Regions from separate parts of the Homo sapiens genome. Here region 2 is linked to region 1. A link is an interaction called in ENCODE POLR2A ChIA-PET data of the cell type or tissue named here. Cell type or tissue: PC-3. All regions are shown on one strand. Links, peaks and the distances in the headings refer to the core of each region. The heading gives the core; the rest is flanking DNA.

The links. ChIA-PET counts read pairs that join two places held together with the same protein. Peaks named below come from ENCODE experiments on the same cell type or tissue, not always from the same donor. Only the 100,000 strongest peaks of a DNase experiment are listed, where the experiment ranks them.
Region 2: POLR2A ChIA-PET joins it to region 1 with 7 read pairs; 1 of 35 experiments calls an interaction of 5 or more read pairs at or near these places.

The regions. Positions count from the first base shown.
Region 1 is chr22:46,739,794-46,745,166 of GRCh38, reverse strand. No RefSeq gene overlaps it. Among named protein-coding and RNA genes, the nearest start is that of CERK, 4.2 kb to the right of the region's middle. In PC-3, for the core only: no CTCF peak of the experiment used is centred there; DNase peaks (open chromatin) are centred at 2,086 and 2,366; H3K27ac peaks cover 1,409 bases.
Region 2 is chr22:47,008,925-47,014,297 of GRCh38, reverse strand. The region is part of intron 10 of TBC1D22A (TBC1 domain family member 22A); the gene reads right to left. Among named protein-coding and RNA genes, the nearest start is that of TBC1D22A-AS1, 96 kb to the right of the region's middle. In PC-3, for the core only: a CTCF peak has its summit at 1,546 (motif pointing right); a DNase peak (open chromatin) is centred at 1,027; H3K27ac peaks cover 1,182 bases.

The DNA.
Region 1 (5,373 bases), core at 63-5,062:
CGCCTCCCGGGTTCAAGCAATTCTCATGCCTAAGCCTCCCAAGTAGCTGGGATTACAGGTGCAGGCCACCACGCCCAGCTAATTTTTGTATTTTTAGTAGAGACAGGGTTTTGCTATGTTGGCCAGGCTGGTCTTGAACTCTTGACCTCAAGAGATCCTCTTGCCTCAACCTCCCAAAGTGCTGGGATTACAAGCGTGAGCTACCGTGCCCGGCCATATTTCAATAAAGCTGTTTTTAACAGAACAAAGCCTGGAGGACAGGACTTGGATATGTGGCCTGGCCTGGCCACCAGTGGTCAGCAACTTTCTCTGGCCCTGTTACCTTGGTCCCTCCCTTCACCAGACTCTCCCCTGCTTTACCACTGACCTGGGGCTGTGGATCCCATGTGGTGACTGCCTACTCCTGCATCCTGGGTGAGCACAGTACCCTGGACTTTGAGCCTTGGGCCTCTGTGCACTAAGGTGTGGTTCCTGGCCTCTGCCCTGGCTGTGCTGGGATCCCAACGCATCTGCCAAGCCCTCCCATGCACGGTTGCATTCGTGTCCATTCCTTTATGGTTTTGTGTCTTTGCTGTTTGGGGCCTGTGAATATACACAATGCTGTTGTGTATTCATCAATCTGTATGACAATATATCTATCATTACCTTTAAAAAAATTTTTTGGCTGGGCGCAGTGGTGCACGCCTGTAATCCCAGCGCTTTGGGAGGCTGAGGCAGGCGGATCACCTGAGGTCAGGAGTTCGAAACTAGCCTGGCCAACATGGCAAAACCCCATCTCTACTAAAAATACAAAAAATTAGCTGGGCGTGGTGGTGGGTGCCTGTAATCCCAGCTACTCGGGAGGCTGAGACAGGAGAATCATTTGAGCCCAGGAGGCAGAGGTTGCAGTGAGCCGAGATTGCGCCACTGCACTCTAGCCTGGGCAACAGAGCAAGACTTTGTCTCAAAAAATAAAAAATTTTTTGTTTATAGACATGCTCATGACACGGCCTCAGAAGGTCCTGACAGCATATGACATATGCCCCTATTGTTGCCTTTTTTTTTGGAGATGGAGTTTTGCTCTTGTCGCCCAGGCTGGAGTGCAATGGCACAATCTCGGCTCACTGCAACTTCCGTCTCCTGGGTTCAAGCGAGGCTCCTGCCTCAGCTTCCTGAGTAGCTGGGATTACAGGCACCCACCACCGTGCCTGGCTAATTTTTTGTATTTTTAGTAGAGACAGAGTTTCACCATGTTGGTCAGGCTGGTCTTGAACTCTTGACCTCAGGTGATCCACCCGCCTCAGCCTCCCAAAGTGCTGGTATTATAGGCATGAGCCGCCACCACACCCTGCTAATTTTTTTGTACTTTTAGTAGAAATGGGGTTTCACCATGTTGGCCAGGCTGGTTTTGAACTCCTGACCTCAGGTGATCTGCCTGCCTAGGCCTAGTAAAGTGCTGGGATTATAGGCATGAGCCACCACGCCAGGCCATCATACCCACCATACCCACTCTTTTTTTTTTTTTTGAGAAGGAGTCTCACTCTGTCTCCCTGGCTGGAGTGCAGTGGCGCCATCTTGGCTCACTGTAAGCTCCGCCTCCTGGGTTCACACCATTCTCCTGCCTCAGCCTCCCGAGTAGCTGGGACTACAGGCACCCGCCACCACACCTGGCTAATTTTTTGTATTTTTAGTAGAGACGGGTTTCACCGTGTTAGCCAGGATGATCTCGATCTCCTGACCTCATGATCCACCTGCCTTGGCCTCCCAAACTGCTGGGATTACAGGTGTGAACCAGTGTGCCCGAACCACACCCTCTCTTTAAGCTGGGGTCAGCACCCTCTGCACATGCCTTCAGGCGGTGTTATTTTCAATTTCAAGGGTTTGTTGGAGCAGGTTTTCTTCTTTTACTCTCAGTGCACCAGGCTCCAAATGTGGCCCCATCCCTCATCCTCTTGTCCCCAGACCTGCCTGCCTCCAGTCCCTGGCTAGCGGGAGTCACTGGTGCCTCCACCTCCCACCCCCTGGCTGAATCAGATCACCTGTCTCCTGGGCATCTTGCTATTTTCTCACTATTTTTTTATAGGCCTCAAATATAAAAAGGCAAACAAGACACACCCAGCAAGCTATTTAGCCTGGCCTTATCAGTCTCAAAATCACAGTTTATGGCACTCCTGAGCACTCATGGCCTCTGGCTGTGTCCTCACAGCCTGCGCTCCAGGTCCCGTCTCCCCAGTGATCTCACTCCACCCGACCAGGGTGTGCAAAAGCCACTCAGCTGGACCCCATGCGGGGTCACAGATGTCACCAGGATGGGGGCTTCTTGGGGTAACTCTTCCCCCAAACTCCCAAGGCTGGACATTGCTGTGCCTCCAGTACCTGGAATGAGTCAAGCCTGCATTGCATCAGTGAGAAATGGACACCTTATTTGAAGACACCAGAAGAGGCAGGTGCACACCCTCCCCTGGGTGCTGGTAAGCTGGCTTGCTCTCAGGGCATTTTCAGCTTGGAGTAGAAACCCCGAACATGGCCAACAGGGTGCAAGGCAGTGAAGAGGGTGGGCTTCAGAGTCTGGCAGTCCTGGGTTCATTCCCAGTTCTGCCCCTGGCCCACTGGATAACCCTGGTTCCTCCAGCCTCTCTGGGACTCAGTTTCCTTATCTGTAGTAGGGTAGTATCACCTTGAGGGTGAAATGTGCTAATGCTAAGCAGAGTGACAGACATCCTGTTGGTGCCTAACAGAGGGAGGTCAGCCGGGCAGGAACCTGCAGGGTTTAGGCCAAAACTAAGCCCAGCCTTTGGAGGCCTCCCCCTGGGTGTGATGTCCCCCTGGCCCTCCAGGGGTGTGAATAGTCCTGATCCCTGGCTGCCTTTGGAACTATCCCAGGCTAGCCTCACCTCCCTAGCCTTTTAGCTTGGTTCCACTGCCCGCTGAGGGCCATCCTCCACTTCAGCCCAGGCTCTAAGTCTGTCTTCTCTAGATGGGCAGGTTGAGGATGGGCAGGGCAGCACCGTCTTCCTGTAAGAGAAGCTGAGGCAGGACAGTCCTGCACGTCCTGGAGGGTGGAACATACTGGCCCGCCCTAGTGCCCAGGGAGCAGGGCCCACAGAGGCTGAAGCCTGGAGCTTGTGTCATCTACAGTTCCCACATTTCAGACTCTCCCACGGCAGGGAGACCCCAAAGCCTGGGACAGGGGAGCCTGGAGTGCCCCTGCAACCCATCTAATTACCTTTCTGTACAACCGGAGCAGGCCAGGTTAGTTTTGTGGGTCTTAGTTTTCACGTCTGTAAAAAGGGGTAAATAATACCCATTTCCAGGGGCGATTGTCTGGATCATGTGGCGAATGTAGGGATGTGTGTTTTGTAATGATCAGCTTACTCTCCAAATATCTGGGCCTCTTGGGGCCCAAGACATTTCTTCCAGACCCTTGAGGAGAAGCCTCGGATTCTCCTTTTTAAGGCAGTCAGCCTTAAAGAGGAGCATGGGAGGCTTCTCCTTGAAGGTGGAGGGCAGAGGATGGCATTCCTGGCAGCCCATGTACAGCTGGTGCCAGGATCCTCCCACCCAACCCAGCATTCTAGTTTCTGATGTCAGATGGTGGTGCTGACTTCACGAGACAGGGAGTCTCGGGAGATAAGCTGGAAGGACTGGCACAGCAAACAAGGCCAGGGGCCCAGGAAGAGAAGGGAAGAATAGATCAGAGGCCATGGCGGGGACCATGTTAGACGGGGCTGCTGGTGCCAGGCTCCTGCTGGTGGCCAGGGCTCCGTGGACAGGAGGGGCCGGGGCCCGTGGTATGGATGACCCAGTGGGTGGGACACTCGTGGGTATGGGGTTGGACCAGCTTAGACAGAACCTCAGGAGCCAGGTGGCCCATGGGTGGGACAACCTGGCCGCCCAGGGGAACGGGTGCTGGCCGCCGCTGGGCAGGATGTCTGGCTTAGCAGGCTCCAGGGCCATCAGGCCACCAGGCAGCAACCCAAGCCTGCAGACTGGACACAAGACAGGGTCAGGTGGCAGGTCAGGGCCTGACTAATTAGGACCAGAACTCCAGGCTGCTGGGGCTGAGCCCATGCTCTCTGGCCTACCTGGCAGCTCAGGGCCCTGTGCAGAGCTGACCAGCCATGTACACAGCAGGCTAGCAACAGGTTGGGGCATCAGTTGTTCTGAAGTGCCACAAGGAGAAGTGAGGCCCTGTGGCAGCCGGGGGTGGAAGTGCCATGCAGTGAGCTATCAGGGGACTCTGTGGCAGAAGAAACAAGATGTGGTTTGAAGGAGAAGGTGAGTGGGGGCCTCCCAGGCAGACGTGTGGGAAGGGCATTTTGGGCAGGGTCTAAGGTGGGAAAGGTGCCTGCCAGGGAAGAGGTGGGTGAGGTACCGGGAGGTCCTCAGGCAGCCAGGGCTGGCCTCGTCTACATTTTCAAAGCTCCTGTGTCCTTCGCAGCCAGCTCCTGAAGGGCCCCCTGGGTCTGACACACAGCAGGGACCTGACGGCTGCTCTGGGGTGGAGCTGCTCTTTCCTCCCATCCCTCCAGTGCTGTGCCCAGAGTCATGGCCCTGGCCCCACACAGGGCCTGACCCCCACCCAACCCCTCTCCCATGCAACTCAACTGCAGGATGTGCATCTTCTGGAAACCTGGGCTTCGTGACATCACCCTGTCTCCCTGAGCATGAGCATGGGGCCCTGCAGTGGCCAGGCCCCTCCCCAGCCCATCCTAGGACTACAGGTCCCCTGGGTCTGCTCAGGCTGCCATAACAAAATATCACGGACTGGATGGCTTCAACAACAGCAATCTGTCGTCTCCCATGAACAGTTGGCAGAGGCTGGAAGTCTGAGGTCAAGGTTCAAGCCCACAGGGTTGGCCTCCTGGAGGTCACTCTCTTTTGTTGCCCCTTCCCATGGCCACCCCTGTGTACACACGCCTCGGGGGTCTGTGTGTGTTCACGTTTCCTCTTCTTTTTTTTTTGAGATGGAGTTTCGCTCTCGTCACCCAGGCTGGAGTGCAATGGCGCAATCTCAGCTCACCTGGGTTCAAGCAATTCTCCTGCCTCAGCTTCCGGAGTAGCTGGGATTCAGGAGCGCACCACTGCACCCAGCTAATTTTTGTATTTTTAGTAGAGACAGGGTTTCACCATGTTGACCAGGATGGTCTCCAATGCCTGACTTCAGGTGATCCACCCGCTTCAGCCTCCCAAAGTGCTGGGATTACAGGTGTGAGCCACAGAGCCCGGTCAACATTTCCTCTTCTTGTAAGGACGCGCTGGATGAGGGCCCACCCTAACAGCCTCATTGAATCTCCTGTGTGTTTTGTAACTGATGTTGCTGTCTCCCCCAACGGAGCTCCTTCGGGGCCTAAGCACTTCTGAGTCGTCTCTGGGCCCCCACCTCTGGCTGCA
Region 2 (5,373 bases), core at 257-5,256, 270 kb before region 1:
CAACACTCAATGCACACAAGGAGGGGAGAAAGCCAGATGGGAGGACCTGGGAAGCAGATGGAGGAGTGGTCCTCACAGGGGCCTGAGAAAGCAAAAGCCCGGGCCACCGCTGCAGAAAGCCAGGGGTAGCCCGGATGCACCTGATGAGCCCCCATCAGAGACTGGCAGCACTGTGCATCCCCAAAGAGGGGCATGGCGGGGACACAGGAGTGTGGTCTGTAATCAGCAGCTAGACCCCACAGCCATCCCTGCACATCCCCACACGCCCCACTGCCTGGGTCCAGCGCCCACCCCCAGATCACCAGAGCTTCCGCTCGGCAGAGGGTCAAACCGAGGGTCTCTGGATGGGGAGATCCAGGCACAGCAGAGTGGGAGGACTGGCCGTGTGCAGCGACACAGACCTCTGACTGCAGAGGGAGGCCTAGGTGACTGTGGGTCTGAGAAGAGTGGGAATGTCCCTTACCCTGAAGGGTTGACCCAGAAGGTACTCACAGTCCAGGGTCTAGAGAGACGAGGGGGTAGAGAGGAGTAGAAAGACGGGATGTGCCCTCCAATGCTGGGACCAATGCCTTTTATTTCAGGACCAATGGCTTATGGTGTGGAAAGGAAAATGACCCCATCAAAATAAACTGTCCTCATCCCCAGCAAGCCCTGGCCCGGAAAGGCAATGCGTTTCCACCTGCAATGCGGCCTCCTAGCCTGATTTTAAGAGGGACACTGGTTCCTTAAAATGAAGAAGAGAAAAGACACAGTCTCTCTAGCTACTTGTAACCATGATCAGCAACGACTTTGGGAATCACTTCAAAACCAGTCTGACGGCCTATATTCGAAACCACGACAGCTCTTTCTTGCTAAGGTCAAGGAGAATCACTTTATTTGTATGTCTCTACTTACAATTTAATTAACTATTCTCAGTTTAGCAATAAACCCCAAACATCAGTCTCGGTGTGGAGAGTCACAAAGATATCATCACAAGGAGAAAAGTGGCTGGATCATGAGCCAGGGAGGCCTCACGTGTTTGCATTTCATTACACACAGCATGGTCACCACCACTTCCTGGTGGTAAACACACTCCACACTTGAGCAGCTAAAAAGAAAAATGCTAACCGCAATTTGGCTGTTCCCACTCCCAGCACCTCAAAGATCCTGGGAAGGAAGCGACTGGGACAGATGCAGTGGAAGAGGCAGTGCCCAGCAGCTCCACAGCAAGTGCTATGTCCAGCTCCACTCGCGCACGGGGCGGGAGGCTGGAGGGCCAGATGCAGGGAGCCCTCTCCCGGTCCACCCCAGCTCGGCTGTAACTGGAGCACGATGGCTTTCCAAAAGCCATACGACAGACTGGGTGGGGGTGGCCAGAGGATCTCAGAGGACCCTCTGCTCCGAACAGCAAGTTTTTTATGATTCTGTGCTAAGTACAGGCCTGGAAGGATGAGCTCTCGGAACAACTGTTAATGTCCCGTCTTCTAACGTAGGGCAGAATGTCCTCCGCGGTCATGAGCCAACTACACATCAGCACGAGCTCTGAAAGAATAAGCTACTCCTTTTGTCCTGCAGGGGGCTGAAGTGTGGTCCTACCTGAAGGCCACAGTCCAAAAGTGGGATGAAAGCTGTCCCTCAGTTTTAAGAAAATGAATCTCTCTCTACTTGTTCAGGAGGAATACCTTAAAATGAGCTGAAATTGGAAGGAATGCAGGAAGAGCCGGGAAGGCAGCAGGGCTTAGAAAGAAACAGAGTAGAGAAACAGGTGAGGGCCATGAAGGACCCCAGTGACAAGGCCATACCCCTCTTCCAAAGCACCACTCTGGGCACAGAGGCATGATTCCGAGGGCCCAGGACGACAGTGAGGGGCCTGACAATAATCCCCTGGTGCCTGGGGACCTCAGGGAAAGCCTGGCAGGTTCAGGACGGGGACAGAGAAGAACGCACCAGTGCTGGGCTAGTCTGGGTTTTAATGGCTCAGGGGCAGGAGGGCTGGGGGGATGTGAGCCCCAGGACCCTCTGACTCATGGAATCTTCTGTTCAGACTTTTGCCAGCTTTTCACAGCGGAACCAAACATTTCAAAGCACCCTGGCAGGCATCACCTCCTTTGACCACCTTAACAACTTTGGGGTGGTGGAAAATAAATGTGAAGATTGTCGCTCCAGATCAAGGCTCTTCCAAAGAGGAAACACAGCCTCTCCTCCCAGCACGATGGTCGATTGCTGGGAGAGGCCAGTCAACCCGAGGGGCCCACAGGTGAGTGTACAGGGAAGGGTGTGCAGAATCAGCTGGGGGCGGGGTGGGGACAAGGCCACCAAGGCAGAGCGGGGTGGGAAAGGATTTACTTTGAGGCAAGACAAATCTCAGATGTAAGCAAGGGAGTCAGCAAGCATCCTCATCATTTATACTAGATACGTAACATTGTATTCTGTCACTTTTACAGGGGATGTAGCAGCAGCATAGGCTGCACTGGTAAAATTACAGAGCTTTTCCACACATGCAGATTTTCTATTCTATGAATTAAAGGGCAGTAGGATGAGGATTTGAGATCCTCAGGGAAAACAAAAGCTAAGAAGAAAACCCAAAGAAAATCATAAACATCTGGAGACAAAAGTAACAACAGAGAAACTGCTTTAAATCCCCACTCCAAACATCCTCTTTAAGCAGGGGAGTGTCACCCATGAGCTATGTTGAAGCAATGTGAAGCCACACAGGCTGCTGGAGCCCTAACGTGCAGGCTGCTCCATTAAACACTTTATCCCTTAGTTCCCCAACATTTGCTGAGGCCGCTCTAGAAACTGGGCATTGGTTATGGGGAACATCGGGATGAAAATGTAGGCATGTGGTCGAAGCCAAAAAAGAAGCAACGACCACTCCTCACTTCAAAAGGGCACATTCGACCTTCTAATCTCCCAGTTCTCAGGGTCATGAGGTGGGCGGGGCACCATAAGGCACAAGATGCTGGTCAGGAGTCCCAGGAGGAAGCGCGGGGAGTGGAGGTAGAGGGCCCGACCACAGGCACAGCTGCAGGCTGCGGCTCCCAAGGAAACCCTGGAGCAGAGACAGGCAAGTCCCCTGAGCCCACAGGACACCCCAAGGCTGCCCAAGTAGGTAGGGAGGAACTGGGAGGGCTCTCTCCTGTGCACCAACCCAGGATGGGCAGCGCTGGAAGCAACCTGGAGATCATCCAGCCTGCGGGGAAGCTGAGATCAGTGATAGGCAGGACTCTGAGTACGGGGATGGGGCCCATTTATGCAGTTGATGGGGCTGTTATGAAAAGTCAGCACAATGATACAGATAAAGAGCTGAGAACAGTGCCCAGTACACTGCAGGCACTGAATCAATGCTAGCTGCTATTATCATCATTCCCCGCAGCAGCCCAAGGCCAGAGTCAGGGACCGAGGCTGAACTAGAACCCAGGTGTATATTCCTAATATATTATTTTTGGGTTTACATGAAACTTCTATTTCTTTGATTTGTTGTTGTTGTTGTTGTTCTATATGCATCCCTCTTCCCAAAAATGCAACAAAATATCCATTTAGAGTTTCAATGGAAAGCACATTAAATCAGCTTGACTTAAGAAACTCAGGACATCCATCCAACAAGAGAGCAAATTCCTGCCTGGGGTAGCCTGGAACCCAGGCTGCAGACAGGTTCACCAAAATGATTCCAACAGACAATGATAAGCAGAGTCACCTGGGTCACAGAATAAACAGCCATGTTCAACTGTGAAGACCTGCTAAGCAGAAGGGGACCAAGACTCTGCCTGAACCAGGAAACCAGGAGCACAGGAATGCAGCCCTTGCCAGCACACACAGCACGCCTCCCAGAAAGTCCACACACACCTTAGGTCGCACATAACAGCAATTACGCATGTGCCTTGCCAATTGTCATGTCCTTACGTCTCAGATGAAATATCACTATCATTTCAAACGCTCAGCTCTGCCCTTCTGGAGCCTAATGAGGACGAGAGCCAGGGGGAGGGAGCCACGCTGCCTGTTCCCCGGCCTGGCTGCGCTGCTGATTTATCCTCTGCTTCTCGGCTGCTTACTTTGTAGGGGTAATAAAAATATTTCCACCAGGGTGGTAATAAAGCTGAATCTAGTTTCCTAGCTGTAACTGAATTCTATCTTAAAAGAATAAGTCAATTTTAACCTTACGAGGTAGTCAAGACAACTTTCAGAGAAATTTGATTAAAATCACATTTAACCTGAATTAAAAACACAGGAAAGGGAAAATGTTCAGGTACATAAAGCCGTTTCCCACACAGGTGGAACCATTCTCCAGTACCGCGTTTTGTTGGCATTTTCTTCCTTATAGGTGAAAGTGTAAGATATGACTAATAACAATGGCCACTGTCACCTCGGTGCCCCTGACTCAGACTCAGCCAGTGTCTTCCACTCCAACCAACCTCCCTGGGGGCTGGACAGAAGAGGCTGCCTCAGGAGCAGGCATGGACAGGGCCCTTGGCAGCTCAACAAGGTCCAACGTGGGAGAAGCAGAGGCCTTCAGACTAAACTTCCAACACTCAGCCCCACCATGGACCCATCCTGCTGTACAGTTTGTTGATGGTGATGATGGTGAGGAAATGATGGTGATAGTGATGATGATGGTGGTGGTGATGGTGATGAAATGATGCTGGTGATAGTGATGATGATGGTGATGATGGTAATGATGACGGTGATGAAATGATGGTGATAGTAATGATGATGGTGATGACAGAATGATGGTGATGGTGATGATGATGCTGGTGATGACGTAATGATGGTGATGATGGCAATGATGATGATGGTGATGGTGAAGATGATGGTGGTGATGATGGTGATGAAATGATGGTGATAGTGATGACGATGGTGATGACAGAAATGATGGTGATGGTGATGATGATGGTGGTGATGACACAATGATGGTGATGATGGAAATGATGGTGATGGTGATGAAATGATGATGGTGATGGTGATGATGATGGTGGTGATGACATAATGATGGTGATGATGACATGATGGTGGTGATGATGGTGTTTATGATGCTGGTGATGACAATCATGATGATGGTGATGATGATGCTGATGGTGATGATAATGACAATAATGGGTACTAACACTGCATGAGACTTAAGTGTGCCAGGCACTCCTGTAAGTACTTTACTCCCATGACCCGTCATGCATGGGGAAACAAGGGCTAGAGTGGGGACATTCCTCACAAAGCCAATCCTCCAGTATACAACACAGCCAGAAAGTCAACCCAATTCTGCCAGCTTCCAAACTCCAAGCTGTTACTCCACAGAGCTGAAGAGTAGATTAGAATAAGCCAGAAATGTTCGAGAATTATTTCTAATAAGTCCTTTCCTCCTCTAACCCACAAACTAGTCCCCAAACCAAAATCTCCCATTGT